Linked DNA regions of Homo sapiens: region 2 is linked to region 1. A link is a contact called in ENCODE Hi-C or POLR2A ChIA-PET data. All regions are on one chromosome and are shown on one strand. The core of a region is the stretch at or near the end of the contact, and the rest is flanking DNA. Distances in the headings are between cores, read along the strand shown. Region 1 holds the start of RPL19 (ribosomal protein L19). Region 2 overlaps PLXDC1 (plexin domain containing 1).

Evidence for each region. Hi-C counts contacts between places; a loop is a spot of excess contacts on that map. ChIA-PET counts read pairs that join two places held with the same protein, here RNA polymerase II (POLR2A). Pooled maps may share reads with other maps.
Region 2: a pooled map shows a loop between it and region 1 (3-fold over the local background). The contact joins the enhancer-like site here to the promoter of RPL19 in region 1. A Hi-C loop is called at or near these places in 2 of 50 pooled maps. POLR2A ChIA-PET finds 5 or more read pairs at or near these places in 2 of 52 experiments (GM12878 and activated T-cell).

The regions. Positions count from the first base shown.
Region 1 is chr17:39,196,375-39,202,821 of GRCh38, forward strand. RPL19 (ribosomal protein L19) reads left to right here and starts at 3,909. Exons shown (of 6, transcript NM_000981.4): 1 at 3,909-3,975; 2 at 4,839-4,945; 3 at 5,943-6,065. The coding sequence starts at 3,971. LOC124903996 (a long non-coding RNA gene) reads right to left here and starts at 4,840. Exons shown (of 2, transcript XR_007065745.1): 1 at 4,531-4,840; 2 at 3,781-4,424. It overlaps CACNB1 (calcium voltage-gated channel auxiliary subunit beta 1), which reads right to left and starts at 1,295. Exons shown (of 14, transcript NM_000723.5): 1 at 1,038-1,295. The coding sequence starts at 1,121. RefSeq lists silencers at 493-622, 1,053-1,452, 1,463-1,592.
Region 2 is chr17:39,115,539-39,121,985 of GRCh38, forward strand. All of the region lies in intron 2 of PLXDC1 (plexin domain containing 1), which reads right to left. Among named protein-coding and RNA genes, the nearest start is that of PLXDC1, 33 kb to the right of the region's middle. RefSeq lists an enhancer at 3,648-3,697. Within about 2 kb of position 3,278, at least 2 of the 41 ENCODE cell types and tissues checked have a DNase peak (open chromatin) inside an H3K27ac peak, as active enhancers do.

The sequences.
Region 1 (6,447 bases), core at 2,659-5,158:
AGAGGGACAGGGGACAGCTGAAAGGAAGGCCCCAGTCAGCTGCCTCCCAGGCTCAAAGGGGCCTGGGGTGGAGGAAGGTATTTTTAGGTCTGACTTGACCCCTCTACATACCCATCAGTCACATTATCATGGTGGTTACAGCTGGTGGCCACAGTAACAGAAGAGTTAATGCTATCCTTGGAGAAGGACACTCCCAAAGAAATCCCCTGGCGCGACCATCCCAGAGCCTGCTGGTCACCCCATGAGAACCCACCGCGCCCAAGAATGCCACTTCCTGGGAGTAACCAGGGGTGTAGGAAAAGTGTGCGGGTGGGGATGGAGAAGTAGACCCCTCCCCCAGGTAAAACAGCTTCCCCCCCTCCTATGAGTTGGCATCCATCCAACTTTCCAAACTTTGGAGGCGTTTTTGGGGCGGGGGTGGGGGTGGGGTAAGTCAACGTGGGTGTGGGGGGAGGGGAGCAGGTCCGACATAGAGATGGAGCCCAGGTGGCTGGGAGGGGACCTCGACCGGGGTTGGCTCTTTCCCCACCCTCGAGAACCAGTGTCTGCGGCTTTGAAGGCCTGTTGGCATTTGGCACCGCCCTCTGACCATCGCCTCGGCCACCTCCTCGTGCCACCCCCGCCCCACCCACACCCGCCTGGCGCCCCCGAGCGTGCTCTGCGTCGCCCCCCTTGCCTGGCTCGCTTTCTAGCCTCTTTCAACCTCCCCTTCTCAAGGCCCAGATCCCCCTCCACCAGCACCCCCACGCTCAGCCCACTGAAGCTGGTGCCCAAGCGGCAGGAACCTTGACGCGGGGGAGATAAGGAGGCGAGGGTGACAGGCAGCCCACCCGCCCCCTCCCCGCTCCGCAGCATCGCCACCCAGCCCCAGGCCCAGCGCCCATCAATCACAACCTGCAAGGATGGGGGGCGCGCAGGCATCCCTCTCTCCTCCGCGCCCGGCATATAACCCCTTCCTCTCCCGCGCCTCTCGAGCCGACCTTAACACGGTCCGCGGGAGCGACCCCCTCCCGTTGGGCCGGGCCACCACGCCTCACCTGCGGGCTGGGGTCGAAGACCTCCATGGGGATCTCCTGGGAGGGTGGGTAAGGGCCCCGGGACATGCTGGTCTTCTGGACCATGGAGAGGAGCCTCCCCTCCCGCCGCCGGCCCGGCCCAGCCGGGCTCCCTCAGCGCATGGGAGAGGCCGTGGGAGCCGAAAGCAGCGCGGCGCAGCCAGCACCCGGTCCAGCCACCCAGCTCGGCCTTCGGCTGCCTCCTTCCTGCCTTCCCTCGCTCCTCCCGCTCTCTCCACTGCCGCCGCCGCCTCCCCCGTAGGCTCAGCATCTCCCCGCGCCCCTCCCTCGCTCCCTCCCTCCGCCCGCCCGGCCCCGCCCCTCGCAGCCCCTCCGCCGGCTCGGCGCACACAATGGGCGTGCGGCAGCAGGGAGGCAAGCCCCTCTCGGCTCTAGGTGGCCGCAGGTGGGCCTCTGACTGGCCGTGGGGTGCAGGCGGCCCGCTGGGGCGGGAAGGCAGAAACTAGGCGTGGAACTTGGGGGAGGGGTGGGGGGGCGGTCTACCAGTGGATGCCGAGCGCTGATGGGGATTGGCATGGCTGGCACCACCCCCCTTTTGTCCCAAACCTCTCTTCCTGCGGGTCCCCCCAACCCACTCCTGTTTGGACCACCGGAACTTCCCGGTCCCGGTGATCCTGGGACCTGGCTTTAACTCCTTTCTCCCCAGTGTGGGGCCCAGGCTGCCTCAAACCAAACAGAAAAGCCTCTCCCTCCAACATGGCTCTGGGGCTGCCGGTGGGAGGCTGAGGCTGAGATGGGGAGGGTGTCCAATAGAGACAGCAAAATAAATCCCAGGGGTCCAGGAGTTCTGCCCTAATCAGTCACTAGGATACACCGCCCCCCCAACCCCTGTTCTTCCAAAAGGCCAGGAATGGGGCTGGGTGAGGTCCCTGCTCTTGGATGAGAAAAGAGGAAGAAATATGGAGCTGAGAGAGGAGAAGCTGGTAAAATCAGATCTCATGACCTTTGACCTAGAATTGCGCCACCTTTACCCCTGATTTAGGGAGAAACATCCAAGATCTGGATGCCACCCACCATGACTGGTGGAGAGAAGAGGAATAGGAGATTCTGGGCAATAGACTCTGGCGCCAATTTGGCTCAGGCTGTTTCTGGTTGTATAGCCCCGGACAAATCACCTCTCTGAGCATCAGTTTCCTCCTCTCCTATAAAATGGGGTTGCTGGTACTGTGGAGTCTGTGTCACCTGGTATTATTGGGAGGATGAGGGAGAATTAAATGAATTGCTGGGGTGTTTGGAGAAGCTGTAAGTTTCAATGAAGGGGTCACTCATGACAGGAGGACCCATTCCCTTCCTACTCCACCCCTTCTCCTGCTCCACAGAAAGGAGAGATGGAGAAGACCCTCTCCAGGTCAAGTGACCTTACAATAAGGCCACCACCTTGCTGTGTTCCGCAGGACAGGAGACTATGGGACTCCTCCTCCTCACCCAACTCTAATAGCAAGTGAATGGTCAGTCTGTCATTCCTCTGATCACAACACCTTGGGGAAGGCGGAGCAGTGAGTGAAGATGAAGCCCATTAGAAACGTTCCAGGAGAGTTCCAACCCTGAGCAGGGTTTCCACCTGCCCCTTGGAGACAAGAAAGGCTGGCATAACCGCAAAAGTATGGGCTTTGCAATCAGAAATATCTGTGTTCTGAATCTGTTACCTTAGCTGTAAAATGAGGGCAACGCTAATCGTGTTGTTGTGAGGAAGTAGCATAAATGTTGCTTCCCTTTCTCTCTCTTCTACTTTCTCAGCCAGGAAAGTTGAGATGAAACGGATAGGGTGATCAGCAGGAACCAATCATGAGTTGGAGCCTCAATTCAGATGTAGACTTCTTAAACCCCAGAATGTTCTTCTTGGATTTTTACATTGGGTGTTCCAGATCAGAAGAAAAGGACTGCTTTTTTTTTTTTTTTGAGACGGAGTCTCACTCTGTTGCCCAGGCTGGAGTGCAGTGGCGCAATCTCGGCTCACTGCAACCTCCGCCTCCTGGGTTCAAGCGATTCTCCTGCCTCAGCCTCCCCAGTAGCTGGAATTACAAGCACGCGCCGCTACGCCCGGCTAATTTTTGTATTTTTAGTGGAGACAGGGTTTCACCATGTTGGCCAGGCTGGTCTCGAACTCCTGACCTCAAGTGATCCGCCTGCCTTGGCCTCCCAAAGTGCTGGGATTACAGGCATGAGCCATCGAGCCCAACCCAATTTTTTTTTTTTTTAATTTTACTTTCTGCAATCATTCATCCATTCAGCCAGTGCGGTATTTCTGAGGTGTGTTCGATCGCGGATCCATGCCTGCCGCAGTACAGTTGTGAGCCAAATGAGACTGAGACTAGTTCCCGCCCTCCAAGAGCTTGCAAGACCCGCAGTGGCGTAAAAACACTAACATCTTTTAGTGATCGATTCTGCACTCCAGGGGTTTTCAATCTACTACAAGAGTGAATAAGAGTTCGCCTTTGTCTGATATCTGTTGTCATTCTCTCTCGCTTCTTTAACTGATTTTTTCTCAGCTAATAAAACATCCACCCACAACCCCCCGAACGCCCGCAAACACCAGGCCACTCTAGCAAAACCTCTCTCACTCCGCCTGCGCAATCCAGCTGACTTCCGGTTACAGATAACCACGTGATTGGGAACCCTTGCTGCGCATGTCTAGTAGGAAGTCGGACTATACCACTTTCCCTACGGAAGGGGTACTTTTTTATGTTTTTAAGTTTAAAACCGATTTCTGATATTTGACTTTTATCATTTCAGGCCTATATGGAGGCTATGAGTGAGTTTAGTGTGGCAGAAGATGAAAGAACCGGACAGGAATACGGACGAAATTGGAGCAGGGTTTGGGCTCTCCCCTTCGCAGATAATGGGAGGAGCCGGGCCCGAGCGAGCTCTTTCCTTTCGCTGCTGCGGCCGCAGCCATGAGGTGAGGGCGAGCTGGTCTCCATCAGGCGCTGACGCGTGTCGACAAGGGACTGTCGGTCTTGGGACCGCAGCTGGGGTTGGGGGAGATGAAATGGAGGCCGCCCTAAAGCGGCCGGTCCCGGGGTTTGGGGTAGGCCGGAGCACTTTCGTCCCGGGCCTCCGGAGTGAGGGGGGGCGGGGAGCGTCGCAGCAACTGAGACCAGGAAAAGTCTGCCCCGGCTGGTGCCGCACCGCACACGTGTCCGGTCGACCCACGCGAGCAGAGCAAACGGAGCGAACAAGACCAAGCCGTGGGCCCTTTCTTGCTTGGCACACCCGGAGCGGAGCCGATCTCTGCTTTCACGTGATGTAGGGCAAGCCTAGTGTAGGCCCCAGGCCTCCGACTGCCGAGAGAGGTGATCTCTAACTCTTGACTCCATTCACTCCTTTGGCCTCTCATAAAGGAAATCTCTGCGAATAGCCGAACGAGGCTTGTTACTGTGATAAAACAGGGAAATAAGCCCAGAAAACAGAGTAACTTGCCTGCATTCCTAGACTAGAAATCAGGTCTACTCACCTCGAATATTCTTTAAACGCTGAGTACCAGAAATGGCATAACCCCCCTATTCAATCCAATAAGTCCTTGGCTTGACTTTCCAGAGGAGAAATGCGAACATGAGGCTCCGAGAGGTGAAGGCATAGCGTGGGTTTTGAAGTCTTAAACCCAAGGGGGCCAGCTGCATAGCCCAGAGCCTTAAAGATGATTTAGGGAAGAGTCTTATTTCGCGGCTGTGGTGTGGGTCACAAAGGGCAGGTCTTGATGGGGACGTTCATTCTTGCCCAGGATTGGCTTTCAGAGTCTAATCATGTTTTCTGTGTGTCTAGTATGCTCAGGCTTCAGAAGAGGCTCGCCTCTAGTGTCCTCCGCTGTGGCAAGAAGAAGGTCTGGTTAGACCCCAATGAGACCAATGAAATCGCCAATGCCAACTCCCGTGAGTACCTGGGATCTGTCTCTTCACCCTACTTCCTTCTTTTCTCCTGCGTCAGATTAATGATAACACAATTGTGTTGACTTTTTTTTTTTTTTTTAGACAGTCTTGCTCTGTTGTCCAGGCTGGAGTGTAGTGGTGCCATCTGATCATTGCAACCCCTGCTCCCAGGCTCAAGTGATTCTCCCACCTCAGCCTCCTGAGTAGCTGGGATTAGAGGTGTGCACCACCACACCCAGCTAATTTACTCTTTATATTTTATTTTATTTTTTTTGGGACAGAGTCTCACTTTGTCACCCAGACTGGAGTGCAGTGGTAGGATCTCAGCTCACCGCAACCTCTGCCTCCCAGGTTCAAGCGATTCTCCTTCCTCAGCCTCCCAAGTAGCTGGGACTAAGGCACGTGCCACCACACCCAGCTAATTTTTGTATCTTTAGTAGAGATGGGGTTTCATCATGTTGGTCAGGCTGGTCTCAAACTCCTGACCTCAGGTCATCCATCCACCTCAGCCTCCCAGAGTGCTGGGATTATCGACGTGAGCCACCACACCTAGCCTGGGTTGACTTGTTACAAACCTAGGAAAGTTCATTCAGAGTGTCTATAAAATGGAGGAGTCATTGTATCAGGCTTGTTCTTTTGAGTGTGCTTTCATATATTTAAAATGTAGAAATGGCCAGGCATGGTGGCAGGCATCTTTAATCCCAGCTACTTGGTAAGCTGAGGCAGGAGGATCATGAGCCCAGAAATTCAAGACCGGCCTGGGCAACATAGGGAGACTGTCTCAAAGACAAAGGGTATTTCTCACAACCTCTGTTTGTGAAGGAAAAAGAAAAGATAGAGGTTTTTTGGGTTTTTGAAGGCAAGAAATAAGTTCCAGTGTTTCCATCCTTTTTGAGACCGTGGGGCCAAGAATGTGAGCAGTGTCTCTGGCCTGGCCTATTTGGACTCTGTGATGTGCTTGGGCCCCAGTTGACTGACCAGGTGCATTATGCTTTCCCAGGTCAGCAGATCCGGAAGCTCATCAAAGATGGGCTGATCATCCGCAAGCCTGTGACGGTCCATTCCCGGGCTCGATGCCGGAAAAACACCTTGGCCCGCCGGAAGGGCAGGCACATGGGCATAGGTAAGTGTGGTCATCTTCTCCTTAAGAAATGATAGGTGCTGGCATCTATGCTGAAATATATTCAGGATCTAAGCACTCTGTCTCATCTTGAGCCTGTTTCTTACTCCTTGATATTTGATGTGTTTTCTGCCTGTGTGCAAATCAGAAAGTTGGTGCTGGTATTGGAATTGAGAGTATCCCTGGTAGGAGGTCACATTTACTAAGTCCCTACCTACACTATGCCAAGGATTCTGTACTTTCTAGTTTCAGAATGATCGAAGGAAGCTCCTTACAACGTGCTGTGTTGCCTTGGTGCACTGCCTGTTACACCCACATTCTGCATGAAGTGAATGGGGAATTATTGCTGTATTTGTGCTTCCTTTAAAATTGAGTAAACGAAAGA
Region 2 (6,447 bases), core at 2,028-4,527, 81 kb before region 1:
TCTACTCAGCTCTGGCTGAGGGTGGCCACACAGTGATGGGTGAGGCCAAATTGCACCCTGGAGGGAGGGGGCGACTTGCAGGGGGATCACTCCTGGGCAGAGCCAAGCACAAAGCCTGCAGGGGAGCATTTGGGAGCGTGGGAGGAAGGAGAAGGGAAGCTGGCATTTGCTGAGTGGTGATGGGAGAGTGCTGGGCATTTCATATTTGTTACTGCAGGGCAACCCTAGGAGGTGAGCACTAATATTAGTCCCATTTTCTCAGTGGGGAAACTGAGACTAGAAATCATGTAACTAGGCCAGGCATGGTGGCTCATGCCTGTAATCCCAGCACTTTGGGAGGCTGAGACAGGGCGGATCACCTGATGTCCGGAGTTCAAGACCAGCCTGGCCAACATGGTGAAACCCATCTCTACTAAAAATACAAAAATTAGCTGGGTGTGGTGGCGCATGCCTGTAATCCCAGCTACTGGGGAGGCTGAGGCAGTATATTCAATTGCTTGAATCCAGGAGTGGAGGTTGCTGTGAGCCGAGATTGCGCCACTGCACTCCAGCCTGGGTGACACAGTGAGACTCCGTCTCAAAAAAACAAAAAATAAAAAGAAATAATGTAACTGTATGAAACCAGGTCAGTTCCACTCAAAGACAGTGACCTTTCCTCTATCCACTGTCTCTGAGATCTTTAAGCAACAGCTCTCCGGGAAGGTGACTTAGGCTACCTACCAGTCATTGGTTAAACTCTCAATCAGAAGGACCACTGTCTGGAGGCTGGAGCTCAGGGATGGTGGCACATTCATCTCCGCCCCCAGCACCTCCCTAGCGCAGGGGTTGGCACCTGGCATCTGGTGGGTGTTCAGCATCTGCTTGCCAAATGAGCTGAATCACAAGGATTCTGCAGCCAATGGTGTCAAGACTGTGCTGAGAATGTGCAGTGTGGCTCTGACAAGGACAGCATCCTCCCCCATCTCCAGTGGCAGGTGACACAAAAGCCACTTGTGGAGGAACCAGCTGCCTCCTCTGGGAATCCAAGCCCACAGACAGCATTCCCAAACCTGGGACATCCTGGACACAGGAAGGTGTCTCTGGATTCCTCAATTTCTTCTCTGAGGAAGTAAAGCCAACAAGGCAGATACCTTCGGGGGCAAGGAAGAGAAACCCAGCTTCAACACGGAGGACATGTGTTAGACCAAGCGTCTGAGAGCCTGGCAGCAGGCATGGAACATGGATGATCCTCGTGTCATCAGGACATTGTCCTAAGTGTGACTGCCTCCTGGTCCAAAGAGGGCTGCCTATAGCCACTGAGGCAGCATGCTTCCTTGTCGGGTTCAAAAGGAGAAACCTCGCACCAAGAGTGGAACACAAGATCTTCCCTTCAGTCTGATGTGGCCCCCGATTATTACAAGGGCCAGGGCGTGCCAGATTGGTTAAACCAGTCTACTTCCCCCAGGAACTGGGGATCATGGCTCCGCTAGGAATGGGGAATGGAAGCTGGGTGAGCAAAGGCCTGACATCAGGGTTGACGGGGAATGTGGCTCAATGACCAAGACCAAGCTCTTTCAGTCTTTCTTCTCTGCCACTTTCAGTGTGGGCTTCATTGTAAGGCTAGGCATCTTGTAGTGACGGGATGGCAGACAGTGGCAACTAGCCCTGGCTCATGGAAGCAAGACAGGCACAGCACACCTCTCCCCGACCACTGAATGAACACGTGTGCTTCAAGATGGCAGGGTCAACCTGGGTCCCCTGCCACCTCTGGACTAGGAAGCCCTAGATGCTAAACAGCTTCCACCTAAACCAAACACCAGCTGGGGGGTAGGATTATCATGGAACCCAAGATCCCATTCCTATTGTACAAGGCTGTAAGGTAAAATATATGTTGAAAAGTCAACCGCAATGTCCACTTGCCATCTGAATCCAACCAATGAACCAGTACTCTCAAAAGACAAGAAGCACTTTGGGAGGCTGAGGCAGAAACATCGCTTGAATCCAGGAGTTCAAGACCAGCTTGGGCAACATAGTGAGACCCTCCCCCCAAGTCTACAAAAAAAAAAATGCAAAAATTAGCTGGGCATGGTGGCATGCACCTGTAGTCCCAGCTACTTGTGAGGCTGGGGCAGGAGGATTGCCTGATCCCAAGGGATCAAAGCTGCAGTAAGCCATGATCATGCCACTGCATTCCAGCCTGGGCAACAGAGCAAGACATTGTCACAAAACAAAACCAAGAGACATGCCTTTTACTTTCTGGAAGCAGAGCTGAGTAAAGGGTTTGATTGGCCAGCATCCTCCAATCTGTCCACATGCCCAGGGAGGTGCAACAGTTCTGCCAACCACTCAGGCCTTGTGGAATGAAAAAGAAGAGACTTCAGCTGGGGCAGGGCTGCTCCATTGCCTGTATTGATTGTCTCCATCCAGTTCTTTATGAGGCCAGAGTTTACCCAGGTTCCTCAGGGCTGAGCATCAGTGATGCAATGAAAGCTATTGCCACCTACCCGCGGCGTTCTAGAGCCAGTCCTTTTAGTCTAGAATTCCTTCCCTCCCTCCCTCCCTCCCTCCCTTCCTTCCTTCCTTCCTTCCTTCCTCTCTCTCTCTCAATCTCTTCCTTCCTTCCTCTCAATCTCTTCCTTCCTTTCTCTTTCTTTCTTTCTCTCTCTGTCTGTCTGTCTCTCTCTCTTTTCTTTTCTTCTTTTTTGAGATGGAGTTTCGTTCTTGTCGCCCAGGCTGGAGTGCAATGGTGAGATCTGGGCTACTGCAACCTCTGCTTCCTGGGATCAAGCGATTCTCCTGCCTCACCCTCCAGAGTCTCTGGGATTACAGGTGCATACCACCACACCCAGCTAATTTTGTATTTTTAATAGAGACAGGGGTTTTACCATGTTGGCCAGGCTGTTCTTGAACTCCTGACCTCAGGTGATCCACCCACCTTGGTCTCCCAAAGTGCTGGGATTACAAGCATGAGCCACCATGTCCGCCTAGTCTACAATTTCTGATGCTCCTGAAACATCAATGTTGTATGGAGCCCTGCTAACTAAAATTTCAGGTGTGACATTATATTTTAAATAATATCCTTGTACCAGACATGTTTTAGGATGCTCCATCCCCATCCCAATGACGTTTGCCCCCAGACCCGTAGGCCCTGCTGAGTTGACTACACCCATCACAGTCTCCTACATGACCCTGTGCTTCCTCAGACTGATTGGACATAGGTAATCACATGATTCAAAAGCAGCTCATCTATTGGAAGCCTACAATCTACAGCTTGTGCAGCCTGAGCCAATCAGATCACCACCCGGGAGGGTGAAATTGGGAAACTGAGAAGCTGGCAGCAAGAGAGCTGAGTTGAAAGATCTTGGAGACTTAGGAACTGAAACCATTCAAGATGAACAGAGTCTGTGAGAAAAAAAGAAAAAAAGGAACCGAAACCATCCTGAGCTGTCTGCAGAAGACTTCTGATCCACAGAAAGGAAAGGCAGACCTTATATACATTTGGCTTCAATAAACATATGATGAATTAATGAAAAGGAGGCAAGAACTGGGGGAGGGGACCTGGTTCCCAACAGCTTTCCAGCTTCCTTGAGGTCTGGCTGTCCTTCATGTCCAGCCCTTGGGTCTCCCATGATCGTCTTCTGCACCCTCACGATAATCCTTCTCTGTGGGACAGCTCAAATAGCTCCTCAGAACCAAAAGGACCTTAAATAGAATAGCCTTGCTTATGAGGTGATCAGAGGAAAAACCTCCAGGGTGAGCCCAGGCAGTCCTTCACTGGTACAGACAGCAAGAGTGTGAATGAGCCCACCACAAAGCAAGGGTACGTGTTTGAGATTATGAATGTGCAAATTACCCTGATCTGATCACTATACATTATATGTATTGAAACATTACTATGTACCCCATGAATATGTACAATTATTTGTCAATTAAAAAATTAAATTAGATCGGGCGTGGAGGCTCAGGCCTGTAATGCTGGTACTTTGGGAGACCCAGGTGGGTGGATCACTTGAGCTCACGAGTTCGAGACCAGCCTGGGCAACATGTTGAAACCACCATCTCTACAAAAAATACCAAAACTGGCCAGGGGTGATGGCGTGCTCCCATAGTCCGAGCTATTCAGAGTCTGAGGCAGGAGAATCGTTTGAGCCTGGGAAGTTGAAGCTGCAGTGAGCCAAGATCGCACCACTGCACCCCAGCCTGGGCGACAGAGTGAGACCCTGTCTCAAAAAAAATTTTTTTTTAACTTCATTTTTAAAAAGAATATGAATGAGAAGAGAGAACTGAGAAACTAAATTTCTGGGAGAACTTTTCCCTGGCAACACATCAGCCACTGTAAACTAAAAATAAAATCCTAAGTCCCCCAACCAACTGAATGGACCCCCTCTTGGCCAATGAGACCCCAGAAAAGCTGAGTTCCCAGCCATAATGGGATGGGAGACCAGACACACCTCATTGTAACCCCTCCCTTTTGCAGTTTAGACACAACTACCAGCATTAATATTAAAATAGAGATCAGAAGACAGACAGAATGGACTCTGTGGCAATATGATATCAAATTATAAAGAGGACCTAAGGCCATGACAGGCACGGGTTAAATCACGCACCCCTGCAGGCCACTCTGACCCAGCGCTTTTTTGTTTTGTTTTTTGAGATGGAGTTTCGCTCATGTAACACAGGCTGGAGTGCAATGGCACCACCTCGGCTCACGGCAACCTCTGCCTCCCAGGTTCAAGCGACTCTCCTGCCTCAGCCTCCCAAGTAGCTGGGATTACAGGCACCCGCCACCACGCCCGGCTAAATTTTGTATTTTTAGTAGAGACCGACCTCAGGTGATCCACCCTCCTCGGGCTCCCAAAGTGCTGGGATTACAGGTGTGAGCCACTGCGCCTGGCCTGACCCAGCATATTGAGTCTTGCTCTGACATATCACATGACATATCAGATAAGGCATGAGATGATGTGACTCTGGCAGATCATACGATACATGGCATGATATGATTGGCAGATCACATGATGATTAGCAAACTTCTTTATCTTAAACATTCTTTTCCACTGACTCCAAGTTTTCTATTTTTATTTATTTTAGGTTTTTTTTTTTTTTTTGAGACAGGGTCTCACTCTCTTGCCTGATCATGGCTCACTGCAGCCTCAGTCCTCGACCTCCAGGGCTCAAGTGATCCTTCCGCCTCAGCCTCTTGAGTAGCTGGGATCACAGGCATATGCCACCACACCCAGCTAATTTTTTTTTTTTTTTTTTTTTTGAGACAGAGTTTTGCTCCTGTTGCCCAGGGTGGAGTGCAATAGCACAATCTCGGCTCCCTGCAACCTCCCGGGTTCAAGTGATTGTCCTGCCTCAGCCTCCCAAGTATCTGGGATTACAGGCATGCGCCATCACGCGCAGCTAATTTTGTATAATTTTGTATTTTTAGTAGAGACAGGGTTGGGATTACAGGCATGAGCCACTGCACCTGGCCAAACACCCAGCTAATTTTTAAATTTTTTGTAGAGTCAAGGTTTCACCATGTTGCCCAGTCTGGTCTCAAACTCCTGGACTCAAGCGATCCTCTCACCTCGGCCTCCCAAAGTGCTGGGATTACAGGCATGAGCCACTGCACTTGGCCTCTACTGACTCCAGGTTTTTGAACAAAGCCTTACTCCTTTAACCAATTGCAAATTAAAGAATCTCTGAACCCACCTATGACCTGTGAGCTCTCACTTCAAGATAGCTCACCTTTTTTGGGCCAAAGCAACATATAAACTCCATATATTAATTTATGACTTTGCCGGTAACTTCTGCTTCCCTAAAATGTATAAAGCAGAGTTGTCACCTGTCTCAGGATCACTTACTCAAGGCTTCTTGGGTTTGTGTTTTCTCCAGGCTGCAATCGCTCATAGAGGCTCAGAATAAACCTCCTAGTTTGATTTCTCTGCCAACACCACTGTGATTCTTCTTCTCTAAAGTCAATCACTGCTAGCTTCTTGGCTGGCCATTGGGAAAAAGAGTCCCATGGCTTGAAATTCACCAACTTTGGGGATACTTCCCAACTGCCACCATAGGCCCCTTATCACGCTGCCACCCACATGGGCAGTTTTGATGGAGGAACCCCACCCATGGCAAAGACTAATAACTGCCTCCCAATAACCACTCTCTCCTTCTTCCTTGAGTTGCAGAGGCTCCCAGTTATAGCTAGGCACACAGTCACACAGTTAAACCATATTTCCCAGCCCTCCTTATGGCTAGGTATGGCTACATGACTATGTCTGGCCAATGGAAGATGAGCAGAAAGATTGCCCGTAATAAGAATGGGTGACCGGGTCCGGAGGCTCACCCCTTTGGGAGGCTGAGGCCGGCAGATCACTTGAGGCCAGGAGTTCGAGACCAGCCTGGCCAACATGGCGAAACCCCATCTCTACTAAAAATACAAAAATTATCTATGTGTGGTGGTGGGCGCCTGTAATCCCAGCT